2 separate regions of the Mus musculus genome follow, and region 2 is linked to region 1. A link is a loop called in an ENCODE intact Hi-C map of the cell type or tissue named here. Cell type or tissue: heart. All regions are shown on one strand. Each heading gives the region's core, and the rest is flanking DNA. Links, peaks and the distances in the headings are about the cores only.

Evidence for each region. Hi-C counts contacts between places; a loop is a spot of excess contacts. Peaks named below come from ENCODE experiments on the same cell type or tissue, not always from the same donor. Only the 100,000 strongest peaks of a DNase experiment are listed, where the experiment ranks them.
Region 2: it touches region 1 in a loop (1.9-fold over the local background); 3 of 42 quality-filtered maps call a loop at or near these places.

What each region holds. Positions count from the first base shown.
Region 1 is chr5:137,626,213-137,633,290 of GRCm38, forward strand. It overlaps Lrch4 (leucine-rich repeats and calponin homology (CH) domain containing 4), which reads left to right and starts at 2,911. Exons shown (of 18, transcript NM_146164.2): 1 at 2,911-3,214. The coding sequence starts at 2,995. It overlaps Gm20605 (predicted gene 20605), which reads left to right and starts at 2,911. Exons shown (of 22, transcript NR_033148.1): 1 at 2,911-3,214. In heart, for the core only: CTCF peaks have their summits at 1,971 and 2,979; DNase peaks (open chromatin) are centred at 1,959, 2,709, 4,609, 5,109 and 1 weaker place; H3K4me3 peaks cover 3,882 bases; H3K27ac peaks cover 4,078 bases.
Region 2 is chr5:137,515,556-137,522,633 of GRCm38, forward strand. Gigyf1 (GRB10 interacting GYF protein 1) reads left to right here and starts at 3,325. Exons shown (of 24, transcript NM_031408.2): 1 at 3,325-3,431; 2 at 3,528-3,657; 3 at 3,755-3,850; 4 at 3,951-4,062; 5 at 4,182-4,290; 6 at 4,473-4,513; 7 at 4,657-4,821; 8 at 4,992-5,245; 9 at 5,330-5,447; 10 at 6,293-6,427; 11 at 6,568-6,668; 12 at 6,823-6,994. The coding sequence starts at 3,397. In heart, for the core only: a CTCF peak has its summit at 3,071 (motif pointing right); DNase peaks (open chromatin) are centred at 3,096, 4,336, 4,556 and 4,796.

The sequences.
Region 1 (7,078 bases), core at 941-5,940:
ACCTAAGAAGGGATTTTAATGATGAAGAAGAATTCTGTTACATCCATAGTGTGTGTGTGTGTGTGTGTGTGTGTGTGTGTGTGTGTGTGTGTGCAGGCGCGCGCGTGTGCAAGTGCTATGTAGCACACAGGTGGAGGTCAGCTTGAGAGCAGTTTCTCTCTTCCTAACCTGTGGGTCCTGGGAATAGAACATTCCTTTACCCTCTGAGCATTTATTCAGTCCAATCTTGAAGTGTTACTTTTTGAGGCAGAATCTCACTATGTATCTCTGGCTATCCTAAAACTCAGTATATAGGGTTAGGGTTAGGGTTAGGGTTAGGGTTAGGGTTAGGGTTAGGCAGGGTTAGGCCGTGAGTTTGGCTGGCCCTGAACTCACAGATCCACCTGCTTCTGCCCCCTGATTACTGGGACTAAAGGAGTGCATTGCTACATCCAACTTTTTTTTTTTTTTAAATATTTACTTAGCCGGGCGTGGTGGCACACGCCTTTAATCCCAGCACTCGGGAGGCAGAGGCAGGCAGATTTCTGAGTTCGAGGCCAGCCTGGTCTACAAAGTGAGTTCCAGGACAGCCAGGGCTATACAAAGAAACCCTGTCTCAAAAACCAAAAAAAAAAAAAAAAAAGATTTACTTTGTGTGTGTGTGTTTCGTGCATGTATGAGTACCATATAAATGCCTGGATGCCATGGAACTGGGAGTTTCAGACGGCTGTGAACTGCCATGTGGCTGCTGTGAATACCATCTGGGTCCTCTGCAAGAGCAGCAAGTGCTCACAGCTTCTCAGATCTCTCTCCCCAGACTCCTTTTTAATTGTGTATGCCTGTGTGTACGGGTGGAGGGACGTGCCTGTGAGACCAATGCCTGTGGTGGCTAGAAGAGAACCCTGGGAGGCCAGGAGCAGGAGATCCAAGCTGTTGTGAGCCACTCTCTTGGGTGCTTAGAACAGAAGTAGACCAATATACATTATTGGCCAGCTAAACTCACTCTCCAGCCCCCAGTCTCTAATACTTTAGTGTCTAGGCATATCAGTATAGCAGGAATGACCAGAGATGAGAGAGCAACTTCAGTTACTGGTGGTCAGGCAACACGGAAAGCAGACGTGGTCTTCTGTCACTACACAAGATTTTAAGCTCTCTAATCGAGCCCTGCATGAGGGTGCACACCTATAATCCCAGCACTTGAGAGGTGGTAACAGTCAGGAGTTGTTCATGGTCACTCCTAGCTACATCACCAGTTAGAGGCCAGCTAGAACTATAGGAGACCTTGTCTCTGAAAGCCAGTCTCCCTCTTTTCCTTTAGGTCACCATGCCACCCACATTGAGAAAAAAAGACTGAAATTATGGGGCCATGTTAGCCACAGCTACAGCCACATTGGTAAGCTGTGGAGGCACCCAAGAGGGAAGGGGGATGCTTAGTGGCATGCCTCACCACAGGATTAACCTTGGAAGAGCCGAGGCGATTAAGGGTGTTGGGATGCCTGTTTTCTAATGACTAGAAGCCACACAGGGAGGTTCATTAAACGCTAACATTCTTCTAAAAGCAAATCTCAAAGGAAAAAAAAATATTCTTTTACTATTATCTCTCACATCTGGGACTCCTTCCTGTATCTCAAGAAGTTTTCTGGGGTTTTTTTGTTTGTTTGTTTGTTTGTTTGTTTGTTTTTGTTTTTAAAAAAGGTTAGTTTGGAGTTATGTAGTCCAGGCTTGCCTGGAATTGACCTCGAAGTCCCGATCCTTCTGCCTCCTCTTTTTAAGAACTGTCACGACAGGCTCATGCCACCACACCCAGCTTCAAATAAGAGGTTTCCAATAGACAAAGTCTGTTATGAAAGTATGTGTGGGGGAGTTCTACTGGAGGTCTGAGATTTGTCCAGCTTCCCTTTCCTCATTTATAAAAAACCCGAGGTCTTAGCCGGGCGGTGATGATGCACGCCTTTAGTCCCAGCATTCGGGAGACACAGGCAGGAGGAGCTCTTGAGTTCAAGGCCAGCCTGGTCTACAGAGCAAGTTTCAGAACAGCCAGGGCTACACGGAGAAATAAATCCTGTCTCGGAAAAGCAACAAACAAAAAACCCCCAAAGATCTTGTTCTAGAGGCCATGAGATCCTTCGTAGTCTCTAAAGTTTGGTCTGGCCATCACAAGTCTTCTCCAGGGGGACTTTGGCAGGTCTGACGACTTTCCCTCTCTGAACTGGAAACCCCCTCACCGGTCATCCCCAGCATTCCCATTAGGGACTCAAGACTGCGCAGGAGGAAATGGTCCCTTCTGTTGAGACAACAGCCTGAGTGCTGAGTGGGGCATCCCTCGCCCTTCCTCACTTCTCGGATGCTGGTTTGCTCCCCAGTAAGCACAGCTAGTACCCAACCCTAACCCTGCACTGTCAGGCCGCCCAGCGCGCGCCTTTTACGATCTTTACCTGCGTCTCAAAAATTCTAGCTCACCCACCTCCTTCTGTCTAGCGAATGGAGCACCTCCTAGCCCATGCTATTGGTAGGCAGAACCGTCCCTCAGAGAAGAGGCCGGGACAGGTTCCTTTTGTAGGTTCTAATTGGTCTTCTTCACAGTCACTCGCCTGAATCTAGATTGCAATTGGTCTTGGTTGAAAAAGCAGGTTTGTGGTCTCTGGGTCTCTAATACCCTAAAGTTGAGACCTGTAGTCCCCGCCTCCTGGGCGGGTCTCATTGGCTCCATCTCCAGCCTCGAGAGTTGTGATTGGATGTCGCTGCGCGGGGCGGGCCGACCAGGAACCGCGGCCGTTGGCGGGGTGCTCCTCTTCACCCCTCCCTTCCCTCAGTGTAATCTAGAATTGAGAGGCTCCACCCCCTGCCGTTTTCTGATTGGGCACTTCTAACGCGTCTCTGGTTCATGATTGGTCCGCGGAGTTCCTGACCCTCGCTTCCTCCCTTCAGTGGGGACTACGGCGGCTCCGAGGAGGGGGAAGGGCGAGAAGGGCCGGCCGGTGCCGTCAGTCAGGCAGGGGGAGCCGCCGAGAGCGGATGGCGGCAGCAGTAGCGGGCCCACTCGCCGCCGGGGGTGAGGAAGCTGCAGCTTCAGTGTCCTTGCCAGGGTCTCCTGGTCTACCTGGGAGCCGTAGCGCAGAACGAGCCCTAGAGGAGGCTGTGGCCACCGGGACCCTGAACTTGTCCAACCGGCGTTTGAAGCACTTCCCCCGGGGCGCGGCCCGCAGTTACGACTTGTCAGACATCACCCAGGCTGGTGAGTTGCGCTGGTGCCCAGAGAGCAGGGGACCCATACTGGACTGCGACCCTCATTTGCATAGCCCCGCCTCGCGTTCGATTGGGCCCACCCCTTCACCTGGCAGTCTTGAACGCTCGCCCCTTGGGATTGGCATTGAGCCCGCGACCTCCCCTCCCCTGTGTAAGAACCACTGGACAATGAGTTCGCTTCAAGAGTGCACAGAACACTTTTGGCCGAGCTCTAGGAGACTCTTCCCCTTTATTTGCATATTGCGCACCTGTAGCATGGTCCCGCCCCTCACCTGGTTGGCTTCTTCAACCCTAGATCTGATCAACCCTTAAAGCAAACTTCCATGTAGAATCTATCATTAATCGCTACATTTTCACCCTTTTAGTCGTTTCCAACGTCTTTCTCACCCGTCCACCACAATCCCAACAAGCCCCGTTATCTCTTTCCTAAAGGGTCGCTCCTAACAACCCGACGTTTCTGCTTGCTTTTCCGTAGTCTCCCCAAGTCCCAGCCCCTCTCCGCCGTCCACCCCAGCCTATCTATGTGAAAGAAGTGAATCTCTCGCCCTTAACTTTCCACCCATTATCCCCCTATCCCCTTTCTCTTCTTCCTGGTTTTATGAGGTCACTGTGGAGTTTGTGATCTCATAGGAACCCTACAATTCTGCTTTCCCCTTAGGGGAGAAACTTGAGGCAGCTTGCTGAAAGGAAGGACATTGTATCTCTTAGCTAGGAGTGCTGACCTCCTGGAGACTCTCCAGTCCCTGCCCTCAGGACCCCTCTAATCATGTCCACCCCACCCTGGTGTGTGTGTGTTTGGGATCCCACTAATCATGGACACTCTACCCTTGGGTCTGCTATGGCCAGGCACTGGGGACTGTACTATGACAGGTGAGTCAGGCTGCTTAGGAGGCAGCCTATGAACTTGGGCTGGCAGCTGAGGGCGGGGAATCACAACAGAGGGCTACATTCCGGGAGCCCCACCCCAGTCTGGGCTGGAGTGTTAGGGCCCCTTCTGCTCCTCTCATCTGGTCCAGGGCTGGATCAAGCTGGATCAAAGAACACATTGCTCCAGTAGGTTCCTGCCCACCTGCAATTGTACCAGGCTGGCTGGGGCACAATCTCCTCTTACAGCTCTGGAGAGAAAAAGTTTAAATCTCTCTGTTTTTAAATGCTTTTTCCCTACACAGTTGAATGAGTCCTGGGAATGGGTGAGCCCCAGGAGCCATGCTTACCCCTCCTAGGTCCCCCCAGCCCCCCAGCTCCAGATTGACCTCAGCAGCTGTGTGACACTGGCCGTCTGTTCCCTTTCCCCTCCCCCTCTTGCTTGTTTTGTGACCAAGACCAAATGTTTTTCTTTACTTCCTCAGGGCTCTGTCTCAGTGAGTGGACTCTTGGGAAAACTACCAAGCCCTCCCAGCCCCTCCTAGCTCCTGCCCCAACCCAATCTCCTCCTTCAACATTCCGGCCCAGGGTGCAGCTAGGGCTCCCCCGGGTGCAGGCTCACTGTGTGCTGAAGTGGGAAATCCCCTCTCTGCCTTCTCCAGTCTTGTTGGAGCCCAGGTTCTAGGCAGGTGGGTTCCATTATGTCCAGCCATCGTCCTCTGTCTTCTCGCTCCAAGCTGGGAGCTCCTAGCCTGGGAGGGCGTGTGTGTATGACAGAAACCCAGAATTGCCTGGTGCCCTGTCCTCTGCCTCCCCTTACCCTCCAACCTAGACTAAGTGCTTCAGCATTGTGCTGCTGGGTTAGTGTGTCTCCTGCTCGCTGTCTTTCCTGAATGTTCCCTCCGTGGAGGGAACCAAGGATTGTGTTCCCGTGACCTGCTAGTAGAGACCTGGGTTGGGGCAGGGCAAGTTCTAGCAAAGGAGAAGTGTCGATCACTCTCCCACAGACCACATCCTGTGCCCCTGAGCCCTGCCTCCTCCAGCCTGGGCTGCTTCCGCCCCTGACTTCTGCTCCTCTACTCTTTACCCAATCCCAGTTTGGTCTGCACTCCTATGCATGCATGCATAACACTTATGCATTTGTGAGCACAAAGGGAAGAGGCAGGTGTTGGGCATGGGTGGAGGACCAGATGCGGGCCTCCCACCGTCTCCGGAACTGTTCTTCCCATATCAGCTCAGTCTGTGTTCAGTGGGGCAGGAGCAAAGACGAGAAAGCAGTTTGCAGGGCATCAGGCTACTATCCCTGAGAGACAGATGTACAAGCCACAGCCTAATGGATTGTTTCTACTCCGTTTCCTGTCACAAGACACATTTCCTTTGGGGAATGTTCCCCAGCTTGTCTTCCTCTTAGCTTTTGCCCCCTACTGAAGGAGGACCTTTAAAGAAGCTCACAACCACTCGGGCCTGGGTTTCCCCTAAAATACCCAGACACCTCCTAGGGCATGCTGACCAGAACAAACAGAAATGTGGCTTCTAGGGGTCTGTGGTCTGTGTCTCCACACTGGAGGGAACTGTGGGCTTAGTGCCTCTGCCACGGCCATAGTGTGCCAGTCTTTGAGATAAGAGGGTGTCAGCTTCTTCCCTCAGCTCCTTGCTCTGCTCATAGTAAACGTAAAGACCCTGGGCCTCAGGCAGAGGAACGGTGCTGAGGTTGGAAAAGGGCAGCCAGCCTGGGGACCAGGGAACCCCAATGAAAGCACCTTAAGTACTCTGAGAACTTGGTTCCCAGCTCCAGCTTAGCCTTCTGCCTTCCCCTCCCTGACTGCCTGAAGCTGAGTGTTTCTAGTCTTTTGGTCCTGGAGGCTCATGAAAAACTGGCCACGTATCAGGGTCTCACTTAAGCCCAAAAGCCAGGGTATCTCTGTTCGTGATTTCTTCCCTATGTTGAAAACAGGTTGACGCTAGGAGGAAGGGCTCTCTCTCCCTGTGGTCCCCCAGAGGTTTCTGCATTCTCCTCCTGACCTTTCCTGCCTATCACCTTACTGTTGTTTTCAACTTCTCTTTCTTGTGCTGGGATCACATCCAGAGCCTGCTGTGTGCTAGACCCATTGAGTCGCATCCAGCCCTAGCCAGGCTCTGCTTTTGGGGGGGGGGTGAGTGCATGCATAGATGGAGGCCAGAAGAGGATGTTGGGGTGCTGCTCTGTCACCCCACCTGGCAGCCCAGAAGCCCAGTTCATTTCTGCCGGCTCCTCTCCCACCCCCCCACAGCACTGAGGTCGTCACAGGTCATGTTCGTGCCAGTGTTTTACATGAGTGCCGGGATCTAACTCAGATCCTCATGTGTGTGGAGTCAGTGTGAGCCTCCTCTTTATCCCTCTGACTCTCTTTACAAGCAAGGCCCCCTTGTGTGATCTCCCACCTTTCAGCTCTCCTGACATCTCAGCACACACAACCGCAGAATTATAGACCCTCCTGTACGCTGCCAGGAGAAATCTTCATTTGTCCGATTTTTTGCTGGGTGGGACAGAGTTGAATCTTGAACTCTGAATAAAAAGCCCGATATGGCCGTGTTCGCTTGCAGTCCCACCCCTGGAGAGGCCTGGATTCTTCTTTCTCAGCATTCTGATTGCTGCAATCACAGACATGAGCCACCACGTGTAGCTTCATATGTGAATTTAAAGAGTATGTTTATGGTCTGTTATTACACTCCCAAGTCTGGGCTTCTCCAGCTGTGTCCCTCTGGCCTTCTCTTTGCCTTTCTGGTCATGCTTATAATATGCTTTGGTTTATAGACTTATTGTCCCCCCAGGGAGGCCAGGTTTATGAACACATGAATGTAGGTTATATGTATGCATGTGTTGTATATGTGTGCACATACTTGTGGAAGCTGGGGGTACCCCAGCTGTTGTTCAGGTACCATCCACTTTGCCTCTCTGAGACAGAGTCTCTTCATTGGCCTGGTCACTGAATCAGCTAGGCTGACTGGT
Region 2 (7,078 bases), core at 871-5,870, 110 kb before region 1:
TGGTGCTAGGCTTATAAGTAGGGAAGCTTGGTTTTTACCTGACTATTGGGACGTGAACTCAGGTTCTTGAGTTTGTGCAGCAAGTACTTTTCTGACTGAGCCATCTACCCTGCCCTACAAAATTTTTTGTTGTGATGGTAGGGTTTTGTTGTTTGTTTGTTTATTTTTTGAATAAATGCTGAGGATTGAAGCCCAGGGCTTGTCCATGCTAAGTACATCCTATGCCACCAGCCTCACTAAAGCTTTTTAAATGATTGTGGGTGTAATGGCTCAGTGGTTAGCTGAGTGGTTAGGTCCAGGCAGTACTCTCGAGGCCCTTGAGTGATTTCCTTCTCCAATGTCAGGTGATTCACAGCCACCTGTAACCCTAGCTCCAGGGGCCCCAACACCTTCTTCAAGACTCTGGGTGCCTGCATTCAAGGGCACATGCCATCATCATTGCCCACCACCTCCAAACACATATGAAATTCAGAAATAAAATGATTAGCAAGAGCCAGGCGTGGTAGTGCATGCTTATAATCCCAGCACGCAGGAGTCTGAGGCAAAAGCGTTCTCTAGAAACTAAAAGTAAAGTTACCACTTTAGGCATTAATTGTTTTTTAATGTGCATTGGTGTTTTACCTGCATGTATGTCTGTATGAGGGTGTCGGATTCCCTGTAACTGGAATTACTGGACATTTGTGAGCTGCCACGTGGTTGCTGGGAATTGAACTGGGATCCTCTGGAAGAGCAGCCAGTGCTCCTAACTGCCGAGCCCTCTCTCCAGCCCCACTTTAGTCATTGTTTAGGTGTGTAATTCTCTGTGTTAATCCGTGTAGTGTTATTCAGCTGTCATGGCTATGTCCACATCCTTCTGGGCCCAGCTGAAACTCTAGACCTGGGCAGTGTTTGTGGGCAGCCCCATCAGTCCCAACTCTAGGTCTTTGACTTTGACCTGCCCCGACCCCTGGCTACTCTGTAAGAAACATCCTACAGGGGTTATCTTTCTTGGAGTCTAGTCCCCTGTCCCCCTCCCTCCTGCTGGGAACTGAGCACAGGTCCTTTAGACAAGCAGCAAGTACTCTCGACCACTGAGCCATCTCTCCAGCCCCAGGTCCCTTTGTGGCAGTTGTGGAGGCTGAAGCCAGACAGAGCCTTGTGCGTGCTGGCAAGTGTCTGGCTGTTGAGGGACATCTCCAGCCCCTTTAGTGTTTATTTTGTTTTTCCTAGGGGTGAGGAGGTGGGGAGCTTAAACTTTTTGAGGGGTTCGAGACAGGGTTTCTCTGTGTATCCAACTTTTTGGGGGGGGGCGGATTGAGACAGGGTTTCTCTGTGTATCCCTGGCTGTCCTGGCACTCACTTTGTAGACCAGGTTGGCTTCGAACTCAGAAATCCGCCTGCCTCTGCCTCCCGAGTGCTGGGATTAAAGGCGTGTAGGCGTGTGCTACCACGCCCGGCTGGAGCTTAGACTTTAGATCCTTGTGTACTACCACATGTGGTTCATGCAATGTGAAGGTAAAACCCAGGGCTTTGTGCTAGCTAGGCGAGCACTCTTCCTCCTTAGTGTCGTCTCCAGCCCCTAAGGGCTGCCTAGTCCCAGCTCCCCTCAGGGTGATTGTGGAGCCCTCCTGAATCTAGTGCAGTCATTGGGGTCGGGAAGGGGGAGTGGAGTGTGCAGCCTGAGCTAGCCCAGGCTCTTGTAGTTAAGACACTTACCTCACTGTGGCTTGGGAGTTCTGGGGTGCTGAGATTCTGGGTCACCCCATTGTCTGCCATGGGGCCTTGGTTTAGTTACTGAGGAGACCCTCTTTCCTAGACTCCTCTAGTGGACACTCTCTTCTTCCTTCTAGATTCCTGGCGTCCTGCAGCGGATGGCGACTGGAGAGGCACACTGGTCCAGCCTCCTGCCCAGCCTGTGATAAAAAACCCACGTATTCCCCCCGGACACTGCCTGTCCTTCCTTCTCTACTCTGCCCTTCCTGAGAGTCTCCTACCCAGGACCCTAGAGGAACTTGCCCTGTTGCTGCCACTGCTGCCTCATTAGCCACTAGAGACTGAACTTGCCTCTTCCCATATGGTGAGGGAGCCTTCCGCCAGCCACAACCTGAGAACCCTGCTCCCACCTTGACCTTTTTTCTGAGGGGCAGTTGTTGATGTAGGGTAGGAGTTTAGGTCTTGGTTCCTATTCCTGTGGCCACACCCACCTGCTCAGAGCCTACCGTGAGTGGAGTGAGTACCTGTGGCTCTGGAAGTCCTGTCTGCTTAGTTTGTGCTGAAACCCAGCCCCCTCAGACAGATGCCCTAAGTTTTCTTTAGAGAAGTTGGCTTGTTCCAAGGCTTGTCATACTGCTTTATAAAATGGACCATTCCTCTATAGAACATAAGCGGCCCCAATGCCTGCCTGTCTTATTTTTTGAGACAGGGTCTCATATAGCCCAGGCTGGCCCTAAACTCTTATGTAGCCAGAAGTGACCTTAAATTTCTGAACCTCCTGCCTCTCTCTATCTCCCAAGTGTTTGGGATCAAAGCCGGGTGCTATATTCCTTGTTGGTGTGGTGTTGGGGGCAGAGTCTAGGGCTTCAAGTATGGTGAATAAGTGCCCCCCCACCCCCAGCCAAACTATATCCCCAGTCCAGTGATTGTTTCAGAATAGTCTTACTGTGTGCTGTCCCAGGTTGTCCCAGGAACTTGCAGTCCTCTTGCCTTTGTCTCCTGAGTGCTGGGATTACAAACATGGGCATTACAAAGCAGGCTTAAGTTTTGTGCTGAAAATCCTCACTGTATTCTGGGCACACTGGTTACCTCAGCCATCCCATGAGAGCACCTCTGACCAATGACCACATTGTCCCTTCTCCTGAGTGCACTGTACCCGGCAGCTGTGGGCCAGGGGCTGGGAGACTGTCTAATTCACTGGGGTAACCTCTCTCTTCCTCCTCTTCTCCCTAAGGATCTCTCCCAGATGTGAAAGTTTCTCCCAGGCACTTAGAGGCTAGAGCTAGTTGCTTGGGGATCCTAGTTCAGCGCAGCCCGGCCCCTGTGAGACCAGAGAGCCCTTGTTTCCCTGGACAGAACTGTCAGGTGAGTGTTGGGCCACCAGAGGGCGTCCCACTGAGCTGGAAGGGGCTCAGGCTTCAGTGTTCCCTCACTCCCTAGGACTCTCCCCTACCCTGACTCAGCTTTGGTTAACTCATGGTGTGAGTGGTCACCTGTCTGGTGTAGGTGAGTTCAATGCCAAAATGTCTCACCGTCTAGATGGAGGCCTGTCACTGGCCCAGCAAAGTGCTGGCGCCATGACTGATCTGCCCTGCACCAGCTTACTCATGACTTGTCTGTGACCCTACAGGTATTTGGACAGTACTCTCCTGGTCCTGTCTCTGCCATTCATCCTTGACCTTTGAGAAGCATCGAAGCTCCACAATGGCAGCAGAGACACTCAACTTTGGGCCTGAGTGGTGGGTCACTTAAGCTCTGGTCCAGGGGAAAAGCTGGTGTAGGGGTGAAGGGCCACGTGGACCTCCGTCTCCCCTTTTTTTTTGTACCTGTTTTAGGCTGAGAGCCCTTTCGAGTGGTGGCAGCGTGGCCTCTCCACCCCCATCTCCTGCCATGCCCAAATACAAGCTGGCAGATTACCGCTATGGGCGAGAGGAGATGCTGGCCCTCTATGTCAAGGAGAACAAGGTGAGGTTTGGGATGGAGCACAGCTCCCTCGCCCATTTGCCTTATCTGTGAGTTGCCTCTGAGTGGTTAATATATTGGGCCTCCTGCCCCATCCCAGGTCCCGGAGGAACTACAGGACAAGGAGTTTGCTGCAGTGTTACAAGAGGAACCGCTGCAACCTCTGGCTCTGGAGCCTCTGACTGAGGAGGAGCAGGTGGGGCTGGGCCTAGGGTGGAGGAGGGAGGGGCTGGGCTTGGGAAGATGGGGGCTGACTGGGTGACGGTCCTCACTGCCATCCCTGGCTCCCTCCTCAGAGAAACTTCTCGCTGTCGGTGAACAGTGTGGCTGTGCTGAGACTGATGGGGAAAGGGGCTGGGCCCCCTTTGCCTGCCACCTCCCGTGGCAGGGGCAGCACTCGGAGCCGAGGTAGACAGCGACTCCTCGTATTTTTTAGGGGAGGAGGTGGGCAGAGTTGGAGTGGGTGGTGGCAAGGATACAGAGGGACACTGGAGGGTCCCAGACCCAGTGTAAACCCTCTTCTTCAGGGCGAGGCCGTGGTGACAGCTGCTTTTACCAAAGAAGCATTGAGGAAGGCGATGGGGCCTTCGGAAGGAATCCTCGGGAGATCCAGCGAAGCCAAAGCTGGGATGACAGGTGGGGATGACAAGATGGAGAGAGACGGGCAGAACGGAGGAGTGCCACTGAGCTGGAATAGGGTGACTAGAGGGACCAGAGACACCCAGCAGGCCAGCCCTGATCAGAGCCCCTGGGTCGTGTCTACCCAGCCTAGCACCCCCTGGGGAAGGGTGATGTTTGACCGACGCCTTTCTTCACAGAGGCGAGAGGCGGTTTGAGAAGCCTGCAAGGAGGGATGGAGGTATGAGCGTGTTGATGATGGTGGCCAGCATGGTCGGGAGGCAGTGGAGGTGGGGTTCCCAGGTAGGGGGATGGGGGGGGAGCTAATAGGAGTAAGCTCTCTTGAGGTTCATCCATGCTTACTGTTTGTCTCCCCTGTGCCAGTACGGTCTGGCTTTGAGGAGGGAGGGGCTGGCCCAAGGAAGGAGCATGCACGCTCAGACAGTGAGAATTGGCGCTCACTTCGAGAGGAGCAAGAGGATGATGGCAGCTGGAGACTTGGGGCGGGACCCCGGCGAGATGGTGATCGCTGGCGTTCCACCAGCCCTGGTAAGATGGGGGCTAGGTGGGGTCAGGATATCCTGGCGATACTAGGGAAGAGGTGCCATGCACGCGAGGAACAAGAAGATCCCAGGGGAAGCCTGGTGGACTGGAGAAGGTGGGGCTTGGCTTGGCTGGGCACTAGAGGATTTTTGCCCTTCTCCAACTTTCTCTTTCAGATGGTGGTCCCCGCTCTGCTGGCTGGCGGGAGCATGGGGAGCGGAGGCGCAAGTTTGATTTTGATTTGCGAGGGGAGCGCGGAGGGTGTGGTGAAGAGGATGGGCGGGTTGGGGGCGGCAACTCTCACCTCCGGAGATGCCGGGGGCTCGATGGCTTTGAAGATGACAAGGATGGGCTCCCCGAGTGGTGCCTGGAGGATGAGGATGAGGAGATGGGCACTTTCGATGCCTCCGGAGCCTTCCTGCCCCTTAAGGTACTCATCTCAGGGGCCAGTGGGGTGGTGGCAGCTGCCCCCTGGCTGCCCTCCCACTGTGTCCACTCTGCCCTCCCCACACAGAAGGGCCCCAAGGAAGCCATCCCTGAGGAGCAGGAGCTTGATTTCCGGGGCCTGGAGGAGGAGGAGGAGGAGGAGGAGGAGCCGTCAGAAGGGGTGGATGAAGAGAGGCCTGAGGCAGGTGAGCCCTCATAGCGGTGCAGGGACAAGGCCTGAGAAGCTCGGGCTGGGGCAAGTTGGCAGAGATGTGTTGCTAAGCTGGCTGCTGACTGGCCGCCCATGTGTCAGGTCAGGCCGCTTAGAAACGTTCAGGCGGGAGTGGTGAGACGGTTTGGCACGTGAAAGGCTTGCCACCAAGCATCATGCTGTGAGTTCAATCCCTGGAACCCACAGGAGAGAGGGGAGAAGAACCATTTCCACCAGGTTGTCCTCTAGCCTGCAGCACGTGTGCTGGGGTGGGTGGCGGGCCGGGGCGGGCCCAGGCAGGTGTGCAGAGAAATCTTTGTTAGGTGTGAGCACACAGCCCCTCACCACATGTAGGTCCTCCCCTCTCTCAGCGCAGGACCAGGGCCAGCGTGCTTAGTGTGGACTGCGTGGTTCTCTATGTCTGTGCTCGTGCTTGGTTAGGGCTTGACCAGAGTCAGAAGGATAGACTCACTACCCAAGGTCACACGTGTTGACTTGCACTGCCTCAGATACCACCCCCTGCAGTTGTCTTTTCCTGTGTATGTGGGCAGGTCAGAGGACAAGTGTCCTTGCCTTTCACCTTGTATATGGTAGGATCTCTGTTCTTTGTCTGTGCCAAGCTAGGCTTACAAACTTAATGGCGGATCTCCTGTCCTTTCCGTGTTTCCATAGGAGAACTGGGATTGCAGACACACACTAGCACAAGTGGCTTTTACGGGTTCCTGGGATTTCACCCAGGTCCTCTTGCCTGGGAACCAAGCCCTTTTATCCATCAAGCTGGCTCCTTGGCCCTAGCTCTTCCGGTTGGAGTTCTGGTAATCACGTATTTATTTCTTCCAGGAGGGAAGGAGGCAACCCCATTGCCGCCTCCAGAGAACTCCAGCTCACCGTCTTCACTGCCAGCCTTGGGTCCTCTCTGGACGACAAATGAGGAGGGTGGTGAGGCAGTGGAGAAAGAGCTGCCTCCTGCTGAAGGTAGGCTGGCAAGAGCCGTGCAGAGGGGAGTGATGGGCGTGGCTAGTGAAGTGCAGTTGTGGCAAGAGCCTGTTTTCCTAGCAGCTACAGGAGCCATCTTGTTCGTTTCTCTGCCCCTCCCTACTTTCCCATCTCCCTAGGTGACGAGTTGAGGGGACTGTCTCTGAGTCCTAGAATCAGTTCACCTCCTGGCCCACCTGGAGATCTAGAAGACGAAGAAGGCTTGAAGCACTTGCAGCAGGTTTGGGGTTGTCTGTACATGCTGCGGGGGCTCCCCTCCAGGGTTGCAGAGCCCTTTGCCCCATGTGTCCCAGATCTGTCTGACAGGGTCCCTCTCCTGCCCTCAAGCCCAGCCTCCTCAGGCGGCTCAGACTCCCTCTTTTCCTGACTTCCAGGAGGCAGAGAAGCTGGTGGCCTCCCTGCAGGACAGCTCCCTGGAGGAGGAGCAGTTCACCGCTGCCATGCAAACCCAGGGCCTCCGCCACTCCACAGCTGCCACTGCCCTTCCCCTCAGCCATGGCGCTGCCCGAAAGTGGTTCTACAAGGACCCACAGGGGGAAATCCAAGGTAGCGGTGGGTAGCAGGCTGCTGGGACTCCATGTTGCTCAAGCAGATCTTAGAGTGCCCTCTGACTATGCCATAGCCACCTCC